Linked DNA regions of Homo sapiens: region 1 is linked to region 2. A link is an interaction called in ENCODE POLR2A ChIA-PET data of the cell type or tissue named here. Cell type or tissue: HCT116. All regions are shown on one strand. Links, peaks and the distances in the headings refer to the core of each region. The heading gives the core; the rest is flanking DNA.

Region 1 (2,904 bases), core at 269-2,768, 110 kb before region 2:
TTCTTGTGCCTCAGCCTCCCGAGTAGCTGGGATTACAGGCATGCACCACCTTGCCTAGCTAATTTTTGTATTTTTAGTGGAGACAGGGTTTCACCATGTTGGCCAGGCTGGTCTCAATCTCCTGACCTCAAGTGATTTGCCCACCATGGCTTCTCAAAGTGTTGGGATTATAGGTGTGACCCACCATGCCCAGCCAGATTTTTTTTTTTTTTCTCTGATGCAGTGTCTCTTTCTCTCTCACCCAGGCTGGAGTGCAAACAATCATGGCTCACTGCACCTCAGCCTCTCAAGTAGCTCAGACTTCAGGCATGTGCCACCACACCCGGCTACTTTTTAAATGTTTTGTAGACACGGGGTCTCACTTTGTTGCCCAGACTGGTCTCAAACTCCTGGGCTCAAGTGATCCTCCTGCCTCAACCTCCCAAAGTGCTGGGATTACAGGTATGAGCCACCGCACCCAGCTTGGACATCTACTTTTTAAAAAATGCACTAAGTGCATTTGCTGCCATTAGCAAGAAGCCCCGGCCTGACTAGTTTGGTCTAATGCACAGCCCACCTCATCCCTACTCCCTGGGGACTGCTTGTCAAAACACCATCCATTGAGGAATAATAGAGCCTGAGAAGAAAAGATGGGGGCTTCAGGACCAACATGGACAGTCGTGTAGTTTGCTCACTGCACAAGTGGAGCTGCAATTCAAATCTCATATCTTATACCGAAATTATCTTGCTCCTTTCAGATTAGAGGAGGGTCAAAAATTAATAATAATTAACTAGCAGACTGGAGATGGTGGCTCATGCCTGTAACCCCAACATGTTGGAAGTTCAAGGTGGGAGGATCTCTTGAGCCCAGGAGTTTGAGACCAGCCTGGGCAATGAAGCAAGACTCCATCACTACAAAAATTACAAACATTAGCCAGGTGTGGTGGTGTATGCCAGTAGTTCCAGTTATTCAGGGGGCTGAGATGGGAGGATTGCCTGAGCCTGGGAGGGGGTTGAGGCTGCAGTGAGCTGTGATTGTGCCACTGAATTTCAGCCTGGGCAACAGAACAAGACCCTGTCTCAAAATAGAATAATAATAATAATAATAAGCTAGTAATGGATCATAGATTTAAATGTAAAATATAAAGACAGAGAGCAACCAGGTCTGTATCACGTGGGATTCTCAGCCTGGCCCCACTGTTGGATGATGCAGAAGCAGTGAGGATTATGGAAGCTCAAGGGACAAAGTCACGTGGGCACCTTCTGTGTGGTCACACCTGACCTGTCCCTGAGTTTAAGGATGGAAGGGAGGGAAGTAACATTTTTCAAGTGTGATCTCTGCACTGCAACCTCCACTAAGTGAGTTCTTAGCTTCGTCTCATTTAATCCTAATACAAATCAATACACTTTTGGAGGTTGGAGTTTTTATCCTGGCTCTATGAGTGAGAAAATTGAGTTCAGAGAGGTTAAGGAACCTGTCTGGGGTCACATAGTAAATGGGGGAGCAGGGCTTGGACCCAAGGTATTCACCTCTGCTAGAGGCAGACGGGGGACAGTCAGGCCAAGCTGATGACTGGACCTGCATTGTTGCCCACCTGGTTTTAGGCCCTTGGTCAAGGTGGGTGTGGGGCATGGGAGCCTTTTTTCCAATATTCTGGGGCGATCTGAGGCCTCCATTTTCCCAAGAGCCTCAGCTCAGTCCCCTTCTTGATGAGGCCTCCTCCGGGGTGGCTGTTGTTCTTAGGAACTCACCAAACCCATCCCCAACAGTGGGGCACCATCCCAGGCCTGACAAGGGTGGATGCGTTGATGTCCTGGTGTCAAACCCTCCTGGATGTATAGAAATAAGCAGAAGGACACGCCCCAGACCTGGGCCGACCTGTGTCCATCCCTGCCTCCTGTGACTCGCCAGCCGCTGCAGCCGACTGACCTTCTCTAAACTCCTTTTGCATTCCCACTCCCACACCGTTGCCCAGGCTGGAGCCTCCTCCCAGGATCCCTTCTCCACCTCCTCTCCCTTCTTCAAATGCGGCCGCTGTTTCAGCATTCAGCTCAAGTCATGCCTTTCCCAGCAGCTCCCACGAGCTCTCTCTCTTCTGAACTCCTGCAGCTGATAAATACGGTCTAGTCCCCCATGGTCTCAAAAGCTGGTGTTTGCCAGCATAGCCTTCTAGAGAGGCATGGACCTTCTAGAGCCTTCTAGATGCTCCCAGAGAGGCATCTCCAGCAGTCTCATGACCAAACAGCTTGGGAGTGTTCCAAGGGTAGGAGCTGAGTTTTAAGCCCCTCTCTGCTTGGCACAGGGAAAGCTGGTTCCAGCCCATGGCTCAGGATCTGAGAGCCCAGTCTGCCATTTCTTTGCTGCGTGCTCAGTGCCTGGCACAAAAACTGCTCGATCAAGGGCAATAGTTGCTGCTGTGGTTTTCACGGTTATTATTTTTATTATCAAGATGATTTCTGGAACCGTGTATGGAAAGTGGGAGGGTCCAAAGTCCTCCTCGAGTAGGAAGCCTCCCCTCCTGGCCACTCCACTCCCCCACTCCTGAGGCATGCCCACCTTTCCTTCCTGGTGACCTGCTGCTCCCAGCTGCTCCTCCAGCCTCCCCAGCATGGCTGCAGGCTCCTGTAGGGGATCGGGGTGGGTGGGGACAGAGGCGGGCTTTTAATTCTTCTTCCGCCACTCAGAGCCTTGAATTGACCCTCAGTGTGACACTTAAGGGGCCCCAGGGATGCCCGGATCAGCAGAGGGGAGTGGGCTCTTGCCTAATGGAGTCCACCCAGGGCCCAGGCCTCCTGCAGCCTGATTAGATTTTATGATCCCAAAGGAGCTGCCCTGGATCCCTGCTCACCTTCAAGCCTCATCAGCACCAGGCCCTGTCCATTGTGAATTTCAAACACAGCCTCTGCTGACACAACCTCCACCCC
Region 2 (2,826 bases), core at 1-2,500:
GGATTGCAGGCATGAGCCACCGCGCCTGGCCCAGGCAGTGTTCTTTTCCCTATTTTGCAGATGAGAAGACCAAGGCTGAGAGAAATTTGTAGTCGGCCCAGAGCTATATATACAGCAGGAAGCTGCGGGAATTGCGATTCAAACTTTCAGGCCTGCTGTCTCCCTGGGAATTCTGTTCTCACTGCCTCCATATAAAGAAATACACGTGCAGGAGGCAGCCCAGAGCACCCTCCTCTCCCTCCCAAAAACCCACACAGTGATCCTGGCCAGGCCCCCTGGGCCCAGGAGGAGCCGTGTCCCCATTAGGCATCTCTGAGCTGTGCTTTCACATTGGGGTCCCCCCCACCAGGGCTGGTGGAACACAAAGGGGGGTGGCCAAGGCAGAGAAAGAGCCCGACAGGCCAGGAGCCGGCTTTTCTCCCTGCTTTCTTCCTCCCTTGCTTCTTTGTTAAGCTCCCTTTCAGCTGAACCGGCAGAGCCTGGGTGTTCCGAGCTGACAATAATTGCTGCGTCTAGACAGTGTCTGGTATGAGGCCTCCCTCTCCGCGCCTCACCGGCCTCCCCGAGGCTCCTATTCCCAGCCCCGCTGGCCCCTGCTCTGCGCCCTCTGTTTCCCACACCCCTGCCCCTATCTGGCTGCCCAGGGTGCCCTGTCCTGCCTCCCTGCTGCTCTAGGCCTCCCTCGAGTTTTCAATCCTTGCATCTCTTCCTCCCTCCCCAGCCGCACCCCAGGCGCTGGCCCCATTCCCTCCCACGGCCTGAAATTCAGGGAACAAAGGTGGTTTTGCATCTGGCTGTGGCTGGGAGACCTTCGAAGGAGACTGAGCCAGGCAAACCCTCCCCTCCTGGCTCTTGGCCCCCTAGGAGCCAGAGACTCACATTGCTGGCTTCTGAGCTGAGCTGGGAAGTTCTGGGATTGATGCTTGAGACACCCTTAAGGCTCCTTCCCTCGTCTTCCTATCCGGCCTGGATGGGAACCCAGAGAAATCAACGCAGGAAAGACTTAGGATAGATACAAGGAAGAACTTCCTGGTGACTCTGACCGGCAGACATGGATGGGATGGTTTCAAGAGCTTCAGGGGACAGGAATTCAGTCTTCACAAGGTCTAAGAGTTCCTCCTGCCAGGCTCAGATCTGCAGCTCTGGAAGATTCCCCAGAAGCCAGAGTCTCCTCACTGGTATCAGATGCTCAGGGTGACCCCGAGATAATAACAACCACAGCCAGCATTTGCCCAGCCCTTGCACCAAGTGCTGTGCAAACTCTGCATGCATATCAATTGTTATAATCCTCTCCAGGGCCCTGAGAAACAGAGAAAATGAGCTTATGATTAGTTCCATTTTACAGATGAGGAAACTGAGGCACAGAGGGGTTAAGTAACTTGCCCAAAGTCACCCAGCCAGGAGAGGAGAAGCCAAGATTTGAAGCCACAGAGGTTGGCTCCAGAGCCCCAATAACGACCAATGATAGGAACACGAAATGCTTAAAATCATCTACCCGGGACTGGGATGAGCCCTTGGCGTCTGGTGTTTCCTTGCATCTCACAGGCTGTTAAGATCCAGGGTTATGCCCACTATCTAGATGAAAAGAGAAGAGCTTGGGGCTGCAGGCTGTGACCAGATGGTGACCTAACTCCATGTCAGAAAGGCCGAGCCATCCAGGCTACTGGGCTGCAAGTAAAAGGCTCACTGTGGAGCGGGAGCTCAATACATGTGCGGGACCATTTCCCACTCCTTCCTTCTGGGCTTTCTTGGGCACCTCCTGCCCTGATCAAGCTGGGGGAGACAGAGGCCAATGTGTGGCTCTGTCCTCAGGAGACCATGGCCTAGAGGAGACTGGCAAAGCAGCCAGCTTCAATCTGGAGGAGGAATTGTGATGATGCAAGGGATATGGGACCTCTGGGAGCCAACAGGAGGGACCCTAAATCCAAGAAGGCTTCCTGGAGGAGGTGGAATCAACATGGCTTCCTGACAGATGAGTAAAAGTTAGGCGGGCCAAGAGGGGAGGGAAAAGTGCTCCAGGAAGAGGAAATCTACACATAAGAAGGTCTCAAAGTGGGAGAACAGGGTAATCTAGAAGAACTAGAGAAACTTAAGCAGCTGTGTCAGGTCAAACAGTGGGTGGGAATCACGAGGCTGGAGCCCAGCTGATCAGGAAGGCCGTCGAGTGCCAGGTTGAGAGCTGGGACTTATCCCCAGGCAGGGAGGCCTATTGGGAGACTGCTCTGAGAGTCCAGGCAAGTGGGGCTGTGTTGACTGTGAGGATGTGGAATGGAGTGGGGCTGGAGGACTGGAGAGGCCCTCAAGAGTTGTAGAAAGAGGGTCTCCTCTGATGTGGAGCTGGCCTGCAAGTGTGATGCTGTTCCAGACAGAGAGAACAGCATGGACAAAGGCTTTCTTTTTTTTTTTTTTTTTTTTCAGACGGAGTCTCACTCTGTCACCAGGCTGGAGTACAGTGGTGTGATCTCGGCTCACTGCAACCTCCGCCTCCCAGGTTCAAGCGATTCTCCTGCCTCAGCCTCTCAAGTAGCTGAGATTACAGACGTGTGTCACCATGCCCTGTTAATTTTTGTTTGTTTGTTTTGTTTTTTGTTTTGTTTTGTTTCGTTTTTTGTTTTTTTTTTTTGAGACGGAGTCTTGCTCTGTCGCCCAGGCTGGAGTGCAGTGGCCCCGATCTCGGCTCACCGCAAGCTCCGCCTCGCGGGTTCATGCCATTCTCCGGCCTCAGCCTCCCGAGTAGCTGGGACTACAGGCATCCGCCACCACACCCAGCTAATTTTTTGTATTTTTTTTAGTAGAGACGGGGTTTCACTGTGTTAGCCAGGATGG

What was found. ChIA-PET counts read pairs that join two places held together with the same protein. Peaks named below come from ENCODE experiments on the same cell type or tissue, not always from the same donor. Only the 100,000 strongest peaks of a DNase experiment are listed, where the experiment ranks them.
Region 1: POLR2A ChIA-PET joins it to region 2 with 6 read pairs; 13 of 35 experiments call an interaction of 5 or more read pairs at or near these places.

What each region holds. Positions count from the first base shown.
Region 1 is chr9:129,389,520-129,392,423 of GRCh38, forward strand. No RefSeq gene overlaps it. Among named protein-coding and RNA genes, the nearest start is that of LINC01503, 54 kb to the left of the region's middle. In HCT116, for the core only: no CTCF peak of the experiment used is centred there; no DNase peak of the experiment used is centred there.
Region 2 is chr9:129,499,979-129,502,804 of GRCh38, forward strand. All of the region lies in intron 2 of LOC124900275 (extensin-like), which reads left to right. It overlaps LINC00963 (long intergenic non-protein coding RNA 963), which reads left to right. Exons shown (of 5, transcript NR_038955.1): 3 at 2,419-2,826. Among named protein-coding and RNA genes, the nearest start is that of LINC00963, 13 kb to the left of the region's middle. In HCT116, for the core only: no CTCF peak of the experiment used is centred there; no DNase peak of the experiment used is centred there; H3K27ac peaks cover 2,500 bases.